Regions from separate parts of the Homo sapiens genome. Here regions 1, 2, 3, 4 and 6 are each linked to region 5. Evidence: chromatin contacts called from ENCODE Hi-C or POLR2A ChIA-PET data. All regions are on one chromosome and are shown on one strand. The core of a region is the stretch at or near the end of the contact, and the rest is flanking DNA. Distances in the headings are between cores, read along the strand shown. Region 1 overlaps BLOC1S5-TXNDC5 (BLOC1S5-TXNDC5 readthrough (NMD candidate)). Region 2 overlaps LYRM4 (LYR motif containing 4). Region 3 overlaps BLOC1S5-TXNDC5 (BLOC1S5-TXNDC5 readthrough (NMD candidate)). Region 4 overlaps LYRM4 (LYR motif containing 4). Region 5 overlaps LOC124901253 (a long non-coding RNA gene). Region 6 overlaps CDYL (chromodomain Y like).

Region 1 (3,833 bases), core at 181-2,680, 1.6 Mb after region 5:
CCGGGTTCACGCCATTCTCCTGCCTCAGCCTCCCGAGTAGCTGGGACTACAGGCGCCCGCCACCACGCCCGGCTAAATTTTTGTGTTTTTGGTAGAGACGGGTTTTCACCGTGTTAGCCAGGATGGTCTGGATCTCTTGACCTCGTGATCCGCCCACCTCGGCCTCCCAAAGTGCTGGAATTACAGGTGTGAGCCACCGCGCCCGGCCAGGTTTTGGCCACTCTCAAAAGTGGAGACCTCAAAACCAAATTAGAAAGAACCACGGCGATGGAACTCACGACACAGGGTAACGGGATAAAGAGAGAAAGGGAGACACTTCAACATCCCTGTATTAGCCTTGACGGCTCAATTCATCAAAAAATACAGATTGAATATATAAGAAATACATATAAAAATGAAAAATATAATTAAAAGTACACATTATTTCATCATAACTTAAAAAATTAAAAGCTAATTAAAAATTTTTGGTTAAAAAGCTATTTAGAAAATGTTTAAAAACTCAATAAGTGGTTAAAGGAGAAAATTAACACTATAGTTACAATTATTTAGAAAAAATATGAGAAAATGTAAGTAAAATTATAGGAGACAAATTTTGCTCCTTGAGGCAAAGATTTTCACAGATTTCCCAAAAATAACATAAAAATCACTTACCATAAAAGAAAAATTTGATAAATTGGACTTCATCAAAATTAAAAACTTTTGCTCTTCAAAATAAACTGTTTTTTGGGGAGCTGAAGGAAATGTGCATTATCTTGATTGTGATGATGGCTTCAATGGTGTATACATGTCAAAACTCATCAAATTGTACACCTTAAACATATGTAATTTATTGTGGTCAACTATGTGTCAATAAAGTTGCAATGAAGAATTGGAAATAAAGAATTGGCAACTAAATACTTTTTTTTTTTTTTGAGACAGGGTCTCGCGCGGTCACCCAGGCTGGAGTGCAGTGATGCCATCATGGCTCACTGCAACCTCTGCCTCCCGGCTCAATTGATCCTCCCCTTCAAACTCCCCAATAGCTGGGACTACAGGTACTTGCCACCATGCCTGGCTAAATTTTGCTCAGTACAACTTTTTAAAACATGAACTAATTGTTGAGAAAATTAAAAGGCAAGCCATCAACCAGGAGAAAATATTTGTAATTAATGAGTCTGGCAAAGCACTTAAATTTAGAAAATATAAATAACTCTTACTATTCAACGATGGAACAAACAACACACAACCACACAGCCCATAAACTAAAGAGATCGGCACTACCCCCCGAAATGTACAAATGACCAAAAATAACATGAAAAGATGCTCACTATCTTTAGTCATCAGAGAAATGCAACTTAAAACCACAAAGAGATACCATTATACCGAACCGAGAACAGCTAAAAATAAAAAGACTACTAATAATCTCATTTATATACAGAATCTAAAACAAAAACCAACTCATAGAAACAGAGAGGAGAATGGTGGTTGGCAGGAGTTGTGGGTGGGGAAATGGGGAGATGTTGGTCAAAGGGTACAGAGTTTCACTTACAAAATGAGTAAGTTGGCCAGGTGCAGTGGCTCACACCTGCAATCCCAGCACTTTGGGAGGCCAAGGCAGGCAGATCACCTGAAACCAGGAGTTCAAGATCAGCCTGACCAACATGGTGAAACCCCATCTCTACTAAAAATACAAAAATTAGCTGGGTATAGTGGTGCACGCCTGTAATCCCAGCTACGTGGGAGGCTGAGGCAGAGAATCGCTTGAACCCAGGAGGCGAAGGTTGCAGTGAGCCAAGATCACAAGATCACGTCACTGCACTCCAGTGACTCTATCCCAAAAAAACAAAGCAAGTTCTAGAGACCTAATGTACAGCACAGTAACTGTAGTTAATAATAATGCATTATATGCCCGTAATTTGCTAAGAGAGGAGGTCTTAAGTATTCTCACTGCACGAGCACGCACGCACACACACACCCCCAAAAAGGTAACTATCTGAGGTGATGAATATGTTAATTAGCTTGTGATAATCATTTCACAATGTATACATGTATCAAAAATCATGTTGTACAACTTGAATTATATAATTTTTTATAAATTATACCTCAATAAAGTTAAAAAAACAAGGTTCAAGTTATAAAACATAGATATGTATAAGGATGTGAATATGTATATAAGCAATCAATATAGGAAAAATACATATACACAAATATATGCACATATACATTTCCTATTGAAAAGATGATGGCACCACATCCCTCTGTCTTGTCAAGGCAGTGCTTAGTTAAGAACACACCCCATCTACCACCAGGCAATTCAGTAAAAACAATGAGTGCTTTGTTTTTATGATGAGAAGGTAATGTATATAGTCTGCCACAATAATTTTCTGCTGTCTGCTTTTTTCATACTTAACAACTACTCTGATAACTCTTTCTAGAACATTCTCAGAATTAGCTCTAACCAAGCTCTAGCCCAAATGCCACTTTTACCTCTCAAATAAACTGCTTTTCCTACAGCCTGGACATCAAAAAAGTCCAAATAAGTGACCAAGAAATGGAAGAACACTTTTGAGTGACTGAGGAAGGGAAGAAATTAAATGAGCCAAGTCAGAACTCTCTGTAGGGTGAAGGTGAATGGGAAGCGTTGGGAAAAATCATTAGCACTTTTATGAAATGTATACATTTAAGATTATTTGTTGTTTTTGCCAGACTCCTTCCAGGCAAAGCATACATTTATAAATGTTTAAGTGTATTTTTTTTAAGTTCATTGCAGCTATAGAAATTGTTCCATAATGTGGAAGCCCCTGCCAAGTTTCCAGCTCTCAATTTCCCGAGATGTATAATTATATTATTATTATTATTATTATTTTTTGAGTTGGAGTCTCACTCTGTTGCCCAGGCTGGAGTGCAGTGGCGCGATCTCGGCCTACTGCAAGCTCTGCCTCCCAGGTTCACACTATTCTCCTGCCTCAGCCTTCCGAGTAGCTGGGACTACAGGCGTGTGCCACCACACCTGGCTAATTTTTTTGTATTTTTAGTAGAGACGGGGTTTCACCGTTTTGGCCGGGATGGTCTCGATCTCCTGACCTTGTGATCCACCCACCTCGGCCTCCCAAAGTGCTGGGATTACAGGTGTGAGCCACCGCACCCGGCCAGAATTATATTATTATATTATTTCGATTAAATGATTTGACTCTGTTTCTTCTGTATTAATGTTGATGTATCTTTCAGTGCATACTTGATACTTAAAAAAAAGAAAGACTACCAATACCAAGTGTTGGCAAGGATGTGGAGCAACTGAAACTCTCCTGTACCACTGGTGGGGATATAAAATAAAACATCCATTTTGGAAACGTTTGGCAGTTTCTTACAAAGTTAAGGATGCACTTAACATATCATTTAGCAAATCTGCCCCCAGGATTTTGCAAAAAAGAGATGAAAACACATCCACAAAAGACTTGTCTATGAATATTCACAGCAGCTTAATTCAAAATAGCCAAAAGGTGGGAAACAACTCAAACATCTATCAGTGAGTGAATGAATACACAAGTTGTGGTATGTTCATACAGTAATAAGATGCTACTCAGCAATAACAATAAAAGAACTGTTGATATACAGAACAACATAGATGAATCTCAAAAACAGGCTGAGTGAAAGAGGTCAGATACAAAGATTCCACTTACGTATGCATGATTCTACTTCTAGCAGCTTTCTGGATGGATGGAAATGTTCTGTACCTCGACTAGGGTGCTGGTACGTGGATTTATACATTTGTCAATACTCATCAAACTCTTAAGTGTACACATCTTATTGTACATAAATTATACCTCAATAAAGTTTATTTAAAAACACAAAAA
Region 2 (3,854 bases), core at 1,302-3,801, 1.2 Mb before region 5:
GGGATTCTAGAGCTTTTGAGGGAGGCTTTTCCAAACTTTTACCCCCCCACCAAACTGAACCGTGACCCTCACTACCACTGAGGAATAGGCATGAGGGTATAAAAAAGGTTAAGAGAAAACGTTAAAGTTTCCAATGACTGGGTTTGGAGCTCAGCCTTTTTGTTTCCCAGAAGAAGAAACTGAGATCCAGAGAGGTTAAGACCAGGTCAAACTACAAACCAGAAGCAGAGCTGACCCACAAACGCACCTATTTACCCAGCACAAACCCATGCCATGATCGCTGAGGGTCTGTGACAGGCTGCCCTGTTTCTGTGCATGTGTCGGGGGGGATGCGGGTACAGGTGATAAGGAAACCGGTGTGGCAGATGGTGTTTTCCAATGATTGTATTACAATGAATGGACCCTCCTCTACTGAGTGAAGGGGTTTGTGTTCTCTCTATGTGAACCTGGACAGGTTCTATAACCTTGACAGTGGAGGTGACGCTGTACAACTCCTGAGGCTATGCCGTAGAGAAAATATGGCTTCTGTGTGGCTCTCTCTGCTGGGACTCTTGCCTTTGGAACCCAGCCGCCATGTTGTGAGGAAGCCCAGGTTACAGTGAGGCCATATGTGCTATGTTCTGGCTGACACCCTGGCCAGACTCCTGGCTCACAACTAGCATCAACCTCCAGACAGCTAAGTAAAAGATGATTCCTGCCCCCAGCTTTCCAATCTTCCAGCTGAGGTTCAATCACTGTGGAGCAACACAAGCCCCCCTCGCCATGCCCTGTCTGAATTCTTGACCTATAGAAGTGGGATGTGGCAATAAATGAAGATTGTTCTTTGAAGCCACTAAGTTTTGGGGGATGACTTACTGTGCAGCAATAACTGATATACAAGGTCCTTAAATCACCAGCCATTGCTAGATTTCTTGATTTTCATTTCTACCATTCAACCATTCCCCACCCCCTTCTACTGTTTACAGGTAAAGGCCATGCACCTTTTCATTTTTTCCCCTTAAAACCTGAAACATGATTTTTTCCCTAATGACTTAGCCCTTGCATTAGGAGATGGTGTAAACTGACAACGCTTTGGGACTCACAGCCATGCCCAGATTTGAAGAGCCCAGGATGCTTTCCCTACGCTGCCTCGTAACTTCAGTTTCTGGAATGCCTTTCCCTAAGGAGAGCGCAGCCATCCCCAGCCATGGACCCTTGGCCTGCTGGCCTCATGCAGATGTCTCCCAGGAGGCCGCATCGCGGGCCGGTCCCCTGTGTTTTCAGTTTTCATCAGCACTCCTATATCCTTGCCCTACTCTGACTCCCCACGTGGCTGCATTCCGGATATGCTCTGTCCAGCCTCTCCGGAAGTTGGGATGCCACATGTATTGGTTCAGAGCTGGTGGGAGATCAGTGATGCCACTTCCTGTTCACAATGCCTCAGGGGTGATCCCGATAAGTGACATCTGTTAGCGCTCTAGGGCCTGTGGCCACATTGAGGAGGCCAAGCCTGCACCACAAGCGGATCTTCTGTGTGAGTCAGCACACCACTGTCATTCAGGGTACGGTGGCCAATCTTACACAGGGGATCAAATATGCCTTCTGGCTCCAGTGACTTATGGCAACCTCTGGGGCACAGTTTCGCCACTGGGGATGGTCTTCAGGCCCATAACTGTGTGAGTCTGTGCTTATACATGGGCAAGTTTTACTGGCAATGTGAATAATTCCTATTTCCTTAGCGTAATATATTGGTGACTGTGATACAGACATCGGGAGGTTGACAGACACAATAACAGGACCTATTATAAAGACAAACCGAGTATTGTGTCCTTGGCCTTGAGATGTGGCTGGCATAGGCCTAAGCTCAGAGGGCCTGATAGTGCACAGAACTGGTTAAAAAAAAGCCAGGAGGAAGAAATCGGCTTTGTCATCTCTCTCCATCTTGTTTTCTCTGTCCTGCCAGAATTTTAAGGAGTGCTAAGGGTCTCTTCTGCAAGCCTCAAAAACACAAGGCAATACAGCTCTGATGGAGGCAAATTTTACAGCAGAAGAACCTGAGTGCCAAAGGCTGCGGGAACAAAAAATACCAGAGCAAGAATTAACAGCATGAGAAAGCATGCGGCCAGCAGATGGCGACAGAGGCCTTTGTGAGCCACTGGCTGCCGGGTTCTCAAGTGCTGGAAGGTGGCTCTTCACAGCTATTGTATAAGTGATTTATGTATTTGGATTCTGCTCAATGTTATATATGCATTACTGAATAAAACATTCACAGTATATCTTCCACCAGCAGCTGAGCTCCAATTCTAAGCTTCTGAGGTCTAATTCCCAAGGCTCAAAGAAGCCCCTGACATCAAATTGCTTTCCTCCCTGAATAGCTGCTTCATACTCCAGAAAAAGAAATGCTTAGAGAGGTGAGAGCGATCTGATCTGATGTGACCACATAGTCAGAATGCTCACCAGCTCTGTGAGGAAGAGCAAACGTCTGTCAGGTGGTTTCCTCAAGGCCAACTTGTGCAGGGCTTCCCCAGGCTCCGGCTGCTGTTCCCCGACTTCCTCCTGGCGGCTGTGCCTTGCTCAGCTACCTGCACTGAGATACAGGCAAGTCTTGGGTGAGGGCTAGCCTCAGTTTGGACAAGAAAAAGAAGTGGCTTACGTGTAAGAAATATGTCAGGTGAGGCCGGGTGCGGTGGCTGAAGCCTGTAATTCCAGCACTTTGGGAGGCTGAGGCGGGCAGATCACAAGCTCAGGAGATCGAGACCATCCTGGCTAACATGGTGAATCCCCGTCTCTACTAAAAACACAAAAAATTAGCCGGGCATGGCGGTGGGCGCCCGCAGTCCCAGCTACTTGGGAGGCTGAGGCAGGAGAATGGCGTGAACCTGGGAGGTGAGCCGAGATCACGCCACTGCACTCCAGCCTGGGCGACACAGCGAGACTCCGTCTCAAAAAAAAAAAAAAAAAAAAAAAAAAAAAAAGAAATACGTCAGGTGAATTTTCCAAACCGGGTATTTAATCAGTTAGCTACCCATGGCCCCAGGAGCTGGGAAATCACTTTGTTCCTGCCTGGGAGCAGGAGCTGCATGTGTCTGGGAGCTGCAGTGCGGCGCTCACTCCCGGGCTGCCCGGCCTTCCCTGCAAACCTCCGTAATCCCTTCCCGCAGGTGTTTCTGCGAGGCCACGCTGGGTGACCTCTGAGGTCTCCTTTAGGTCTGTGCTGAGACGCTTTGACGCGACATGGGAAGCAGGCGCAGGCCACAGAGTTTCTAGCAATGAGCCCAAAGTGAGAGTCAGTGTGATGGGGTGGCTCCCGGAGAAGGACACACTCTTCCCTGGGAACATATTTGAGAGGTAAAAGGGCAGGCCCCATCTCCAGGCCTGGCGCTGGAAGAGAATTCCACAGAAAGCAGAGAACAACGGGCACATCCCTGTGGAAAACACCAACCTGGCATTTCACACACACAATCCATGTGTTGGCATTCCGTCTTTAGTCACTGACAGGTCATATGAGTTGGAATCTGAGGCAAGCTTCTCCTGCCCCTTTCTCCCATTTGCTCCCCACACCTGGTTTCTCATTTAGAACAAAGGAGAGAAAGTGCAGTTTCGGTGAGTGGAGGAGCCGGCAGCATCTCCAGGCATTTCCATGTGGGGGGCACGCGCCTGTGTAAGTGCCTTATCGCCCTCACGCTGCAAACAGTGCTGCGAAGTCGGCACCAGTATTGTTCTCATTTTGCAGGAGAGGAAACTGAGGTTCATAAAGATTAATAAAACATGTGCTTAATTTCCCTTGGTGACTCCGGAGTCAACGCTCTTCATCACTATGACGGCGAGGGCGAGGCTGCGGAATTTCTCTGCCACACCTAAGGCCCTCTACCCAC
Region 3 (3,663 bases), core at 124-2,623, 1.6 Mb after region 5:
TCCTGCTTAGATTCCCATCGCCAAGCAGCGTGGCTTCCAGCTCAGAAAGCCTAAAAGTGAAGATACAACTGAATTTGTGTACAGCGATGAAATAATACAATGTTCTCAGTAAAAAATTCCCTGACCTCCAGCTGGGGTTAGGCTTCCTGCACTAATATCTTGTCCTTTCTCCCCATATCCCTTCACAGAAGGGTAATTATTTGGTTGTGTGAATTTTGTTTAGCCTCGGACTTTCCCTCTAAACTGTAAGCCCCATGGCCTGAGAGGTGTTTACGTGATGTCTGGTACACAGCAGGCATTTAATACCTGATATGGTTTGGCTGTGTCCCCACCCAAATTTCATCTTGAATTGTAACTCCCACAATTCCCATGTGTTGTGGGAGGAACCCGGTGGGAGGTGATTGAATCATGGGGACAAGGTCTTTCCTGCACTGTTCTCATGATAGTGAATGAGTCTCATGAGATCTGATGGTTTTAAAAAGGGGAGACTTCCTTCATAAGCTCTCTTCTCTTGTCTGCTGCCATGTGAGACGTGCCTTTCACCTGCCATGATTGGGATGCCTCCCCGGCCACTTGGAATTATAAGTCCAGTAAACCTCTTTCTTTTGGAAATTGCCCAATCTCAGGTATGTCTTTATCAGCAGCGCAAAAACAGACTAATACGATACCTGTTTGTTGAATGAATGCATGAAGGAATGGATGAAAAGTCACATTTGTCTACCCTCAGAGGATGGCTTGCTTGAGAGAGACCCCCCTCAAAATCATGGCCTTTCCCAAGCAGAAAAGGCAATAGGTATGTTGGTCTGTATTGTTAGAAGTTAGTACTACTTCTAGCAAAATAGTATTGCTACACTGCCTTCTTTTTTTGAGACAGATTCTTACTCTGTCACCCAGGCTGGAGTGCAATGGCATGCTCTTGGCTCACTGCAACCTCTGCCTCCTGGGTTCAAGCAATTCTCCTGCCTTAGCCTCCTGAGTAGTTGGGACTACAGGCACCTGCCACCACACCCGGCTAATTTTTGTATTTTTAGTAGAGACGGGGTTTCACTATGTTGGCCAGGCTGGTCTCAATCTCCTAACCTCGTGATCCACTCACCTCGGCCTCCCAAAGTGCTGGGATTACAGGCGTGAGCCACCACGCCCGGTCTACGCTGCCTTCTTATTGCAAATCCACAGCCTTCAAGGAGCTGCACTCCCTTCCGACAGCAGCCCTGTAGGTGCATGGCAAAGCCTCTCGTTGGAAGCTGTCCTCATCCCAGGGAGCACATAAGAACTGACATGGGAGGAATGGCTACTGAATGGGAAAAATACAGCTTTTGTTTTCCACCTCCAGAGGATAACACAAGACCCAAATGTGTTGTAACATTGTCAAGACAACCCCAGGACATTCAGAAACTGAAATGCCACCATTTGAACCACTTTAACAGGTGCATCCTGAGTTATTATTGGGCGAACAGTACTGCTTTTAGGAGGTACTGAAAGCATTTACATCCTGTTGTTCTAATTTGGTCAGAACACCTTGGTAGGTGCCTCTAAAGAAGAAGAAAAACTGTGTTTTTCTTGATGAGCTCATGTGACCATTCAAATGTGATTGTTGAGAGGTGGAGAAAAAGCTAGAGGATTGCTCTCATCAGAGAAAATCTAAAGAAAAAGACCAAAGTGAATTCCCAGGCTGGAGTCACACAGGGAGTAGAGCTGTTTTCAGTGTATTGAAATGGTTAATGGAAAGGTCATATTTACTCACTACTCTCACAAGCTCCTTGGGCAACACAGCCTACTAAACAATTAATAAGCACCAAAAACCCACATTACATTATAACATAACAGATTCGGGTATTTGGCAGATAAAAGCTTTCAAAATCCATGTGGGATCTGTGAGGTCTCGGGGGTAGGGGGGAGGAGAATAAAGAGAGTTTCTTTGTTGACTGGATCATGACCACTAAGCTGAATGATCTGTGCTGTTTCTCAAAGTGCACAGAACACTCACTCCAGCTCCCAGGAGCTCATTCAGTCTGTGCAAGTGCTGGCTCTTCTCGTTCATGCCCCTGTCATTCTCCCAGCTCTTTGTCTGCTAGATGCTATTACAGGAGTTCTTATTTTTCCCAGAGTCCCCAGGTGCGGGGCCGATAGGCTGATCCAGAAGCTGATGCTCACCAGCACCTGGACTTCATAACAGGAGAGAAGACTTCTCCCTGATGCAGGTTGCTCACTGAGTTGTTCCACTCCTCTCTCAGCTGCGCTGGCCTGCAGTGATGGCCTTGGCCTTGGATCTGTGGCATTCCACACGGGCATGGGGACATGCCTCTCACAGCACTTAGGGGCCAGCTCTTCATAGCTGCCTGAATTTCAGAACACTATTCCAAGTTCAGAATCCAGGAAAATGTTTATCCTACCTGGGGGTTCTCAATTCTGGCTGCACATTGCAATCATCTAGGTCTTGAAAGCAATACTGATGGCTTTGTCCTACTTCCTAGGGTTGAGAATTCCTGGGATTAGAGGAGACACAGCCAGGATCTCAGTCCCTGGTGCGCCTGTGGCGGACTGTAGCAGGGCTCTGAGAGCACAGATGTGGAGCAGACCACCAAAGGAACGCTGATGTTTGCTGGAAGTTAATAGGTGTTTTCTTAAGAGAAGAGCTCTGACTGAGACATGTTTGAGGAACACTTGGTTAGGGTTAGGGTTAGGAGATAGAGAAGCCAGGAACAATGCCCAAATTAGACCACAATACTGCTCAAATTAGATCACAATACTGCTCAAATTAGATCACAATACTGCCACCACTGCTACCACCTCGACATGCAGATTCCTCCTATCCCACCTCTGGTACAGGACACTATATGTGACCATGGGAACCTCTGCAACCGCTGCCCTGCAGGATGGACTTTGCATGACCCCTGCTTCTTCGCAAAACTAGCTTCCAATGGAAGCCTCACTGCAGTAGGGCTCAATGGTCTATGCTCTATCCTAACTTGTGGCGGTTAGGTCAGAGGCTCCACAAATGCAGGAAAGGTGTCCAGTGAAGCTGGGCAGCCTGAAAGAATGTCAACTGTTGATACATTGAGTCCTTTTTTTTTTTTTTTTTTGGAGACAGAATTTCACTCTATTTCTCAGGCTGGAGTGCAGTGGTGCAACCTTGACTCACTGCAACTTCTGTCTCCTGGATGCAAGCGATTCTCATGCCTCAGCCATTGAAATAGCTGGGATTACAGGCGCCCACCACCACACCAAGCTAATTTTTGTATTTTTAGTAGAGACAGGATTTCACCATGTTGGCCAGGCTGGCCTCAAACTCTTGGCCTCAGGTGATCTGCACACCTCAGCCTCCCAAAGTGCTGAGATTACAGGCATGAGCCACCACACCTGGCCAACACACTGTGCCTTGAAGACTACTTAAGAATTGGCTGGATGAAGTGCTAATGGAAGAAGAAAGAAAAAGATAGAAACCTATTTCCTAAATGATTTATCAGAGATTTTTATTTGCGATTGCACCATCTGAATTCCTAAAAGTATCCTATGCAGTATTTCCCAACTTATTTGATTGTGGACTCCTTTTTATTTGTGGTGTCTCTTGTGTTGTTAATCCTCTGCAGAACACTCTGTGAAGTATTATATATAGAAGCTTGGGTCGTATTTCACATGGAAGGATCAATGTCTGGTTTCCTT
Region 4 (3,475 bases), core at 33-2,532, 1.2 Mb before region 5:
AATTCTTTGATTGAGTACTATATGCTAATCACCTTTCATAAAACAGTCCATTGCTCTGAGTGTACGGCTCATGTTTAAATATGTATGCAGAAGAGAAATCCATTTGATAAAAAGATATGTCCTGAATTAATGCGGTGGGTTTTAAAATATAGCCGTAACCTGCTTTAAGGCAGGTTAGACATAGAGTTGCTTTCAATAGGAAGCTGTGCTGGAGACAACAGGCAGATTCCTGGCAGTATGGGTTGCTGTGGTATGAAAAGATCTGTGAAGTGACACTGGAAACTATAGACTGGGGGGCTTTGTTTCGAGGCCTGGGGTAAATGCAGGTCCAAGGAGGAAGCTTCCATTTTGTCCTGAGCCCCAGGATTCTGTGAGAACTGCAACCCAGTGTGCAAAGTGCAGAAAGCTGCCTCCTCTTCGCTCTCTCAGTTCTCTTTTGTTGTCAGACCTGATGTTTTCCTTAGTAGATTCTCTGGAAACATTCTCTGTTTTTTTTTAAGTTAGGGCAAAGAAAAAATAAAGAGTCTTTCACAATCAGCTGTTGGTGTTTAGAGCTTACAACGCATTTTGCAGTGAATGCTCTACAGAGTATCAAAAAATTCATTAAAATTTCACCTGCACAGAGAAAACACAACTAATTTTACCCCTACAGGGCATCAGCTGTGTTACTAAGGACAGTGTCACCTTTAAAGTCAATTCCTGTGGTTGAAATGAGGACTATATGCATCTGTCCTGCTTCCGGCTCCAACCAGAAGTGGTAATGAGGAGAGACAGACGGATGCACAATGATAGTCTTCACAAAAGCTCGAGTTTCAAAATGAAAGGGGAGAGTACTCAGCGCGTCGCATCCTGTTTGGTGTCACTAGGACCTTTCTTCTCAGAGGAAGGAGGCTATTTATAAACTTAATGGTTACTTCAAGGAGGGCAGGCAGAAAAATAAATCTTTAGCTTCAGATTTCTTAAATCTTCTCTTGGTCACTGTTTATTTTGTCTAATTTTCTATAACTTTTATTTAGTCTTTACACTTATAATTGGTAACTGGAAGGTCCCCAATACTAAATTAAGGTGTGTATATATAAACATATATTATCCCCCCTCTCTTTTGAACAGATGTTGTCATGCTTAGGACAAGTTTAAATTCTAACAAACGTCGAGAAAGGCTGAGAATATAAAAGATAAGCAAGGCTTAACGTCAAAATTGAAGCTCTCTTTCAGTTTTATACAGCTAATCATTAAAGTTCTGCTCCTCAGCCAATTCAGCTTAGACACATCACACACGTAATTAATGCACAAAATGCTGCCATTCATGTGCAGATGAAGGAAGGATGCGGTCTATTTATTGAGCGCCTAGATTCTCAGTTACAAGAATTCTTTGCAAATATGATTTAAAGTAAGTAGTATTTAAAGAAGCAATGGCATTCCAGACCCCAATGTGGAAATTTCTGGGGATAAACATAAATGTGCAATCTTAAATAATGCCTTGTTTTATGAGTTCTGGGTCTTTCAAAGAGGGGCTCAGAGCCAGTGCATAGACAAGAGCATAAACCCAGATCTCATGGTATGCTTTTAAAACATTATGAAGCAATATTTCAATATCTAATTTCACATTAAAATGGGAAATCTGGAAACACAAGGACTTCATTCCCACCTCCGTTTGGAACAGCTGTCCTTTAAAACGTAGAGGCCTTCTAGTCAGCCACAGCGCCCTCCACTGGCACTTCTACACATGCCAGCCTCATCCTTCACTTTCCTGCTCGACCTGTGGATTCAAGAGGGAATAGGACACAGGTGGAGTTCTAGGCCCTTATCCTTGAACTGGATTGAGGAAGGGATGGGAGAGGAGAATTAAAGAAGAAAATCAGGAAAAACCATTTCCTGAGGTTTCCAGGATAAAGGGCCAGTGGAATACTAAGGAGAGGGGGCCTGTGGTGGTTTTAAAACAGGGTCACACATTTTGTGACACCCCTGCCATTGAGAATCGGGGGTCTATGTTCCCACACTTTGAATCTGAGCCTGTGACTCCTTTGACCAAAAAAATATGGCAGAAATGAAACTACATATTTCCAAGGCTGTTTCACAAAAGGCCACACAGCTCTGCTCTGTCCTCCAGAACACTCTCCTCTGCAGTTCTGCCCACCAAGTAGGAAGTCGCACTGCTCTGAGGCTACCACGATGTGAGGAAGCCCCGGCCACACAGACATTCTGCTCTACAGCTGCTGCTGATCCTGGCCTAGGCACCAGACCTGTCTCCGGGTGATTCCAAACCCCAGCCATTTGAGTACACCCAGTGTTACAGTCTTCCCAGCTATGGCTGATAGCATGTGCACTATCAGCATTCCCGGCCCAGATAATCTGTGAGTTATAACAAAAATGGTGGTTGTATTACGCTATTAATTTTTTTTTTTTTTTGAGACAGAGTCTCGCTCTATTGCCCAGGCTGGAGTGCAGTGGCGTGATCTCAGCTCACTGTAACCTCTGCCTCCCGGGTTCAAACTATACTTCTGCCTCAGCCTCCCAAGTGGCTGGGACTACAAGCATGTGCCACCATGCCTGGCTAATTTTTGTATTTTTAGTAGAGATGGGGTTTCACCATATTAGCCAGGCTGGTCTTGAACTCCTGACCTCATGATCCACCCGCCTCAGCCTCCCAAAGTGCTGGGATTACAGGCATGAGCCACCGTGCCTGGCCTACGCTATTAAATTTTAAGGTGGTAGAAACAGATTGTTGGTATACTAAGGCCTACGGAATACTAAGAAATTATCTGAAATGGCTTCTTTGGTGCTACCAGTGATACTGTCTGTTAGCCTTTGCTGGGTTCTAAGCTTTACCTGAGATAATCAAATTGAGTACTCACCTGTCTGCTGTCCGTTCCTCCCCTCCTCAGGAACCAATGGGAAGGAGGTTTCCTGGGCAGTTTTCATAGACTGCACCCTGATGAGCAGTGTGGTTTAGAAATAAGTCTTGGCTGTTACTGAGGCCTGAAGCACTGAAGGAAGTGTGCTTATGTTATGATCTGACAGAGTTACCTTTGAAAATGAAGTTTCGGTCTTCATCTTGAACACAAGGATAATGACAGCTGATTATCTGTTTCTTTCACAGTGGTTAAAAGTTTTGGTGAATGTGTATCTCAGATTTCTAAAAGTGTGAGTATATAATTTCATCTACAATGGCATGAGGCAGAAGTATAAGTTCTGAAAGCTCCTGTACATTTCCCCAAGCTTCCCATCACATAATTACAAATGAGTAGTGTTGTCCACAGGAAGATACTTGTTTTAATACTCCAAATAACTTATTTCAGTAGCACACATTTTGATTAGGATTGTTGACTGTTTGAAAATATCTCAATAGATCCCCTACTGTGTAAATGTCATACATGTGCACAAAACTTGAGAATGCCAATAGGAAGGGAAAATATGGAAAAGTGCGAATACAGTTGCACCATCGACAGCTGCCAGAGGACTCTCAAGGCCTCCT
Region 5 (3,892 bases), core at 277-2,776:
ATCCTCTGGCCCCAGTCAAGGAGCTGCAGCTGATGGTGCATGGAGCAGAGAGAAACTGCCCTGCTGAGCCCTGCCAAAATCATAAAATTGTGAGCAATGAAACAAAGTGGCTGTTATTTTAATCCACTAATATTTGGGATAGTGTGTTACATCGCAATAGATAACTGAGACACATTCATCAAATAAATATTTATCTAACCTGCTGTTTATAATAATAATACAACACTAATATTGAGTATGCTGTAATATATAGCAATATAATTAATATGGTAATATTTATCTATCTATTATTGACAGACTTTGTGATGAGTAGGAAATTGTATCTATCTTTAAGGCCTGCAGTCAAGAAGGGGAAACTATATTAAAAGCTAGTGTTTTGGAATTTCGTCAACAAGTCTGTTTCCACGATTTAATAGACTTCAAAATATTCTGTGTTTTCCTCCTATAACAAATATGTTCCTTGTGGACCTAATCTGGCATATAATATATGTACAAAAATACAAGTTAATTAATGAATTAAAGTCAGTGGAATCTCTTATGTCAGTGAAAGCAATAGGGTTGCTGACAAAAAAAGAAAGTAAAAGTTTTTAGTGAATTGTATATGCACCACTGGTTTTTATTTCACCTTTATCTTAAACAGTCAGCCACTCACTTAAACTTTGGCTTCTGAGGCTGAGAGCCACATAAAAGGGAGCACTAAATAACTGCAAGTGTAAAGAATGATTTGTGCTCCCTAAAATGCTTTATTCATACAAGGGAACTGAGGCTTGGAGAGGCAAAGGGGCTTGCTCATAATCACACACCTGGCACATTACGGATTTCAGACTCAAACAGACATTTTTAAAACCAAGTCCATTGTCTTGGCTAAAGTACACCTTCTCCAAACTCCTATCTTTCTCTTACTCAAAATTTCCCTTCAAATCTACACATTCCAAGATCTCTCTTAGAGCTGGGCCCATGGTGCTCCTGGAAGATATGATTGGATTTCTCCTCACCCTCTGAGCAGTGTAGGCACAGGTCTTCTGGTGCAGGGGATGGGGACATTAGAATGTGGCAGCTAGCTGGTACCTATTGGAGACCACCCCTGTAGGTGGGGTGACTCTACCACTCTGGTCTGTCAACAGAATAGTTTTTATGGGACCCTCATACGGGTCAGGGACTCTGTTATGTGCTGCAAGGGATTTGCAGGGAGCAAGAGAGAGGTCCTTTCCCGCAAAAGACTTACGGTCAGCCCCTAAGCTTCTCGGTGAAGGGAAGAGCAACATTGAACATCCGTCTTGGACACCTTGCCCCTTGGTTCTTCTATCTCACGAGTGCCTCGCAGTGGCTCTGCCTGTGGACCCTTACTCATGTTCTCTGGACCAGGGTTGTTAACCATAGCAGGTTAGAACTGCCCATTTATTCTAAATACAACAGCCAACTACCATCTTTATTTCAACCCTCACTTCCCACCACTTCTTCTCTAGTCTCAAAATGCCTTTCAGCATAGGCAGGAAATATGACAGAAGAAAGTCCCAGTCGAACAAACAATAACCGAAAATGCTCTTTGTTGCTGGGCCTTGGCGATCAAAGCCCTGCACATGTTTGCCAGCTGTAGTTCAGATGGTTTCTATTTCACTCAGCATTAATTTTTTATGAAATCTGTGGCCCAGGGGCCCATAAGCGGCTTTTAGTTCTTCATTCTATACTGTCTGGTCTAATTGCCAAGGCATGGTAAGACTCAGATTTTAAGGTGTCGTTAATGTATTTACCAGCCTTCCGGTCTACAGGCAGGCTCACCTCTTTGTGTGGGATTTTAATCATGTTTTGTTTTTAGAAAGGAAATGAAGGTATTCTTGGACTAAATATACTTGCTTTTCTTTGGATTTATTATCAGTATTTCACATCAGCGAGACAGCATACACAACACTGCCAATCCCAAACCTCAGACTTTATCTTCCAGTTTAAGTTTGATTCTTAAGAAGCATATGGAGTCTGTGCAGTGGAGGTAAGGCCTGTTTAAAATGAAGGCTGTTGTTTGTATGAAACATGCTTATTTAGTAGTTTATGATAAGGGGCCTGCTGACCCCAAAGGCTATCTTTCTTCTCACTTAGCAGCAGCAGCCTGGACTTTGTTTCAGATCGTCTCTGGATGCTGTAGCAAAGCCAGCAAGTGACTCACTGTCTGTCCTCAAACTCTTTGCAGCCCCCATTACTGAAGAGCCCCACAGACAACTTAGAAAACACAGTGATGGGAAAGTGACAGTGTTTGCAGAGTTGCTGGTTGCCAGGGGTCTACATGCAAGGCCAGTGCCGCGATCATTTTCATGAATTTCAGATGTCCTTTCTCTTGCCAACTTCGTGTGTTTTCTGAAAAATAATAAGAAAAAAAAAAAAACCCAGTCATCTGGCCTTACTTCCTTAAACCGAAGCTATTAGAGGTATCCAGGATCTGACTAGGGCAGCTAATTTTCTTTCAGTAGTGATTATAGCTGCACACCCTGCACAAACCGCATGCAAGACTCCCCCTCAACATAATTTTACATGCTTCACTTCTCCAATTGGCTCCAACTGTTAACAGAGCCCAGGTTTTGCATACACAGCCACACTTGGGGAGAAAGAAAAATACTTTGTTGCAGGCAGTTTTGCCTTGATACTTGGCACTACTCCATTTCCTGACTGCGTTACACTCCCTTCCCTCCCAGGTACCTGAGACTTCTTCATGCATCTGAGTGTCTGGCTTTTGATGCAGCTCCTGGTTAGGAACCAGCCCTCTCCATGGTCATTAGCTTCCTTTTTTTTTTAAAAAAAAAAAAAAAAAACTACCATCTAGTAGGCAGCTTCTTCGGCACTATTGTTAATCTGAGAATTTGCTAGTACTTAACTCACTCTTCACACGCCATAAAAATCTCTATTCTTTGAAGTGTCTAAGTGTGTGATGGCTGAATGTGTTGGGAGGAGCTGTGTTTCAATATGTTTTTTACTTTTGTTCTCAGGCCAGAGAAATTTCATTCAGTTTCATGTGTTCAGTCCTTGAAACAAAAGGCAGTGCTTCTATTTGAAGCTTTGGTTCATTTAAAGGAAGTAATCAATTCTGTTCTGTGAGTATTCACTGAATACTTCCTAGGACCTATGAACTGATTCATGCCAGAGGCTGCAGGGCCTCTCAAAAAAAAAACCAATGTGTACCACAATCCTCTAGAGGCTTTCTGATTAGACAGATTGGGAGCAGGGTCCAGTTCATAAGCATTTCTGAAACATCCCAAGGGAATGCTGACGTTGCCTCGGTGGACCCCCTTTGAGTAACACTGCTGAGAGAGACACCTTAGTAAATGCTCAGGGTTTTGTGGGAAGACATTGAAACACATCTGAATTAGACAGTAAGACAACCAGTAACACAAATAATTCAAGCCCCAAAATGCACTCTAGAGATATAGAATGCCAGTGGCCTTCAGGAGGTGATAGGAATCACCAACCACTGTGGACCAAAAGTGTCAGATTAGTCGCCGCTATCTGGGGTAGGGTTTTGGAGGCAGTCGGGTTTGGAAGAAAGTGTATGATGTGGATAGGTGGGAAGGGAGAAGAAGGCTTCCTGGACAGGAGGATAAGGTAACAAATAATGATATGTTTGGACTGAGAGCTGATGCATAGTTTCTGCAGAAATAAATGAAGACCAACCAAATGAGAACCAGAAAACTATTTATTCAGAGCTTGCAAGACAGTTAGTCACCATCACTTGCATTTTGGCAGAAATCCAAAGGCAGGCAGAGGAGTGGGAAAGTTTTAGAGTGGCAGAAAGGGAAGGTTCCAGTGTGCGCTGATTAGAGGCTGTTGGCATGAGGAAGCTGGAGGTGGCTCACTAGAAATGGGAATCCCATTTGATTGGTTAGGGGGTATATTTTGCTTTTTCCAG
Region 6 (3,510 bases), core at 632-3,131, 1.5 Mb before region 5:
CCAATTTTATCAATTACTGAGAAATATGTTAGAATTTCCAAATACGATTGTGCATTGGTTGTTTCTGTTTCTGTTTCACGTATTTTGAAGCTGTCATTAGATGGATGTATATTTATAATATTGTTATATTTTCCTTTTAAAATCACTATGAAACGTCTTTTTTGTTTCTAGTAATACTTTTCGAAGTCTACTTTGTTTTACATTAATGTATCCATTCTAGCTTTGGTATATCTTTTTCCAGTCTGTTACTTTTAGTTTGTTTCTGTCTTTATATTTAAAATTGTTCTTTAGAAACCAGAATATAGTCAGTTCTTGCCTTTTTAAAATAATCGGATAGTCCATGCTTTTTAATTGAAATTAATCCATTTACATTTAAAGTAATTATTAATATGGTTATATTAGGTCTATCATTTTTTGCTTTTCTTAGGGAAGGGATTTTATTTGCTTTTGTTCCTCCTCTTTTGCTGATTTTGTGTTAACCAAAATTTCTTATTAATTTTAATTCTTCTGTTGGTTTTCTAGCTATATGCATCTTAGCTTTTTCTTTAATATTGAATCACTTTGGATAAGACATATAATTTTTTCAATGATGTGTTTCCAGTTCCACTACTTATCCTTAGTATTATTGTCACAGTTGTTGCATTTATATACTTTGTAAACCCATCAGTAGTGTTGTATTTTTTGCTTTATGCTGTCATCTTTTATAGAAAACTAAGATATTACATATATCCACATAATTACCATTTCTGGCTGTCTTCATTTCTTCCTGTAGCTCTAAGTTGCCATCTAGTGTAGTTTCCATTTGGACTAGAGATCTTTCTTTAGCATTTCTTGTTATAGATCTACCAATGACAAATAGTTTATTTGAAAATGCCCTTATTTTACCTTCATTTTTAAAGGAAACTTCTTCTGAATACTAGAATTCTTGGTTGACTGGTTTTCTTCCTTTTCCTTCTTCAGTAATTTGAATATGTGGTCCCAGTGTCTTCAGACTTAAAAGTTTCTAAGGAGAAGTCTTTGTTCTTATCGTTATTGTTGCCGTTGTTTTCCTGTTTATGACGTCATTTTCTCTGGCTGCTTTCAAGATTTTGTTTATCCTTGGCTTTCTACCATTTGACTAAGGTGTGTCTAGAAGAAGTTTTGTTTGTGTTATTCTGTTTGAGGTTTATTGAGCTTTTGGGAGATATTTCAGTTGTTGTGTCTTCAGATGTCTTTTCCTCCTTTCCTCTCTCTAGAGTCCAATTAAGGTACTGCTTCCTGTTGTCACATTTTTGGGAATTCTACTTATTTTTCATTCATCTCTTTCTCTTTATGTTCTTCAGATTATTCTGTATTCAGGTTCATTGCAGATGGCAGAACCAAGCATCAATCCGTTGCTTAGCCAGTCTAATGCATTTATTTTAGTAAATGTTTTGTTCAGATCTAGGCTTTTAGTTTTTCTGGTTTCATTTTTCTCCCTTGAGATTGCCATATCTGTTCACTTATTGATACCATATTTTCCTTCAATTCTTTGGGCATGTTTTTCAGACGTTTTTGAAATATTTATGATAAATGTTTGAAGTCTGTTAAATCCAACATTTCGGCTCACTTGGAATCAGTTTCTGTTGACTATCATTTTACCTGCAGAGGGTCAAGATTTCCTATTTTTTTCTTGTCTAGTGGAAAGTTGGACATATGCTGTAGTGAGTCTGAACTCTTGTGTTCTTCTGAGGATTATTGTGTTTTTATTGTAGCAGACTGTTAATAAACTGCTTGGTCAAACTACACACTTTGTTTTTCCTGTGATATGCAGCCGCTTGTAGCTCTCCTCTGCTCTTAGGTCTTTGCACTGGTGGTGGTTTTAGTGTGGCACCCTGTGAGTCTCCCCTGTGTCTGCAAAATTTGAAAGTTGGCTAAGGATCTGAGTAGAGATGGACTTTTCTCTGTGGTTGTCTTTATTCTGGGGATTCCCCTAGTTTCTAGCACTCCACCAGCTTTGAGCTCTGTACTCTGACATTTCAAGCTTTATGCCGCCCTAGCTTGAGCATAGTTGGGAAAGAGCATCATATTCACAGATTTGGCTCCATGTTACTCTTTTTTAAAAATATTGCTTTCTGGTTTCTGACTGCTTTTTCACCGTGCTGCTTGTGGTTTCCTCAGCACATATGTAGTATGTAGTTCAGCTGTCAGCTAGGGATTTCAGCATCTTATGCTCTGAATTTGAGTGTCACCTCTATATTCTAGTGCTGTCAGAGTGCTTTAAATTTCTAGCTGCTTCCCCAATTCCAGATTTTGATATCTGGCACCTTTAGTTGGTGAGGAACTGGCTTTTGTTTGCCCCCATGTTTTGCAGCAATAGCTGTGGGAGTTGAGCAGTGCCTTGAGCCAAGATGCCACAAACTCACAATTCTTAACCCTTCTAGTTACAGTTTTTGAGATTTAACTCTCTTCCTGGCTTTTGCAAATACTACCTTTAGATCATTGAAAAAAAAATCACTAATTAGCTTGGCATGGTGGTACACACCTGTAATTCCAGCACTTTGAGAGGATGAGGCATGAGTCTCACCTGAGGCCAGGAGTTTGAGACAAGCCTGGGCAACATAGTGAGACCCCGTCTTTACTAAAAATAAAAAAAACTTAGCTGAGTGTGATGGCAGTGTGTGTAGTCCCAGCTACTTGGGAGGTTGAGGTGGAAGGATCACCTGATCCCAGGAGGTTGAGGCTGCAATGAGCTATGATTGCACCACTGTATTCCAGCCTGGGTGACAGAGTGAGACCCTACCTCAAAAAAACAAAAAACAGTTATTATAAATGTTATCTGTGAGTGTTTGTGTGACCTCTTCACCCTTCCTGCCATTACAGAAAGTTGATATTTTTAGTTTTGAAATACTAGGGTGAGTATAGCTTGTCTGTTTCATGAGCGTGTCTTTCTGTTGTGCTTTCATTGCTTTTAGGGTCATTATTCAGTTTATTTTGTTCTTTTTTTTTCCCTTGAGATAAGTTTGTATGAGAGTCAGCCACCATCCTTTTTCTGTTCTTCTTTTTATTTGAAATTAGGTTGTGTGCACTTGTGCAGGGAGGGTGGGCGGGAGAGGTTTTCAGAGGCCACAGGATTCTCTTTTCCGGCATCTCACTAAGTACTTGACAGTGTGGCCTGGTACCTTTTGAGCTCAAGGGCTGTCCTCCCATTCCTCTCCTTCCCCATCCATCTGGGCTAGACCTTCTCTTTCCATTGCGTCCCCCACCCCACACTATCCCTTTCCTGCTCCATTGCTGTTCTGTTCCCAGCAGTTTTTCTTAGTAGAAGGAGGCTTTGGCTGGCTAGTTTCAAGAGCCCTTCAGCCTTAGACTGCTGCAGTCCCTTCGGACCTGGCTGTGATCACTTGCATCCACCTATAGATGGAAGTGTGCAAAGACCCTTCTAGTTTTGGCTGCTATTCTCAGCTGGCTCCCTGAGTTTTCCTGTGAGGTGCCTGTTGACAGTGTCAGGGTTCTTCTGCTCCCATCCATCAGACACCCTGTTGCTATCCT

What was found. A loop is a pair of places that touch in the nucleus more often than their neighbours do. ChIA-PET counts read pairs that join two places held with the same protein, here RNA polymerase II (POLR2A). Pooled maps may share reads with other maps.
Region 1: a loop to region 5 is called in a pooled map, with 13 times the contacts of the local background. The contact joins two enhancer-like sites. A Hi-C loop is called at or near these places in 3 of 37 single-sample maps with no recorded cell type and 2 of 50 pooled maps.
Region 2: a loop to region 5 is called in a pooled map, with 2.0 times the contacts of the local background. The contact joins two enhancer-like sites. A Hi-C loop is called at or near these places in 3 of 50 pooled maps.
Region 3: a loop to region 5 is called in a map with no recorded cell type, with 11 times the contacts of the local background. The contact joins two enhancer-like sites. A Hi-C loop is called at or near these places in 1 of 37 single-sample maps with no recorded cell type and 2 of 50 pooled maps. POLR2A ChIA-PET finds 5 or more read pairs at or near these places in 1 of 52 experiments (activated CD8-positive, alpha-beta memory T cell).
Region 4: a loop to region 5 is called in a pooled map, with 5 times the contacts of the local background. The contact joins two enhancer-like sites. A Hi-C loop is called at or near these places in 2 of 50 pooled maps.
Region 6: a loop to region 5 is called in a pooled map, with 9 times the contacts of the local background. The contact joins two enhancer-like sites. A Hi-C loop is called at or near these places in 2 of 37 single-sample maps with no recorded cell type and 2 of 50 pooled maps.

Annotation. Positions count from the first base shown.
Region 1 is chr6:7,961,926-7,965,758 of GRCh38, forward strand. The region is part of intron 4 of BLOC1S5-TXNDC5 (BLOC1S5-TXNDC5 readthrough (NMD candidate)); the gene reads right to left. Among named protein-coding and RNA genes, the nearest start is that of TXNDC5, 53 kb to the left of the region's middle. RefSeq lists an enhancer at 1,757-1,806. Within about 2 kb of position 1,431, at least 3 of the 41 ENCODE cell types and tissues checked have a DNase peak (open chromatin) inside an H3K27ac peak, as active enhancers do.
Region 2 is chr6:5,141,702-5,145,555 of GRCh38, forward strand. All of the region lies in intron 2 of LYRM4 (LYR motif containing 4), which reads right to left. The region is part of intron 3 of LYRM4-AS1 (LYRM4 antisense RNA 1); the gene reads left to right. Among named protein-coding and RNA genes, the nearest start is that of MIR3691, 4.7 kb to the right of the region's middle. Within about 2 kb of position 2,552, at least 2 of the 41 ENCODE cell types and tissues checked have a DNase peak (open chromatin) inside an H3K27ac peak, as active enhancers do.
Region 3 is chr6:7,915,703-7,919,365 of GRCh38, forward strand. The region is part of intron 4 of BLOC1S5-TXNDC5 (BLOC1S5-TXNDC5 readthrough (NMD candidate)); the gene reads right to left. Among named protein-coding and RNA genes, the nearest start is that of TXNDC5, 6.7 kb to the left of the region's middle. Within about 2 kb of position 1,374, at least 4 of the 41 ENCODE cell types and tissues checked have a DNase peak (open chromatin) inside an H3K27ac peak, as active enhancers do.
Region 4 is chr6:5,173,674-5,177,148 of GRCh38, forward strand. The region is part of intron 2 of LYRM4 (LYR motif containing 4); the gene reads right to left. All of the region lies in intron 3 of LYRM4-AS1 (LYRM4 antisense RNA 1), which reads left to right. Among named protein-coding and RNA genes, the nearest start is that of MIR3691, 27 kb to the left of the region's middle. Within about 2 kb of position 1,283, at least 9 of the 41 ENCODE cell types and tissues checked have a DNase peak (open chromatin) inside an H3K27ac peak, as active enhancers do.
Region 5 is chr6:6,329,970-6,333,861 of GRCh38, forward strand. It overlaps LOC124901253 (a long non-coding RNA gene), which reads left to right. Exons shown (of 2, transcript XR_007059428.1): 2 at 1-198. Among named protein-coding and RNA genes, the nearest start is that of F13A1, 11 kb to the left of the region's middle. RefSeq lists an enhancer at 1,843-1,892. Within about 2 kb of position 1,527, at least 3 of the 41 ENCODE cell types and tissues checked have a DNase peak (open chromatin) inside an H3K27ac peak, as active enhancers do.
Region 6 is chr6:4,799,775-4,803,284 of GRCh38, forward strand. The region is part of intron 1 of CDYL (chromodomain Y like); the gene reads left to right. Among named protein-coding and RNA genes, the nearest start is that of CDYL, 25 kb to the left of the region's middle. RefSeq lists an enhancer at 2,587-2,636. Within about 2 kb of position 1,882, at least 4 of the 41 ENCODE cell types and tissues checked have a DNase peak (open chromatin) inside an H3K27ac peak, as active enhancers do.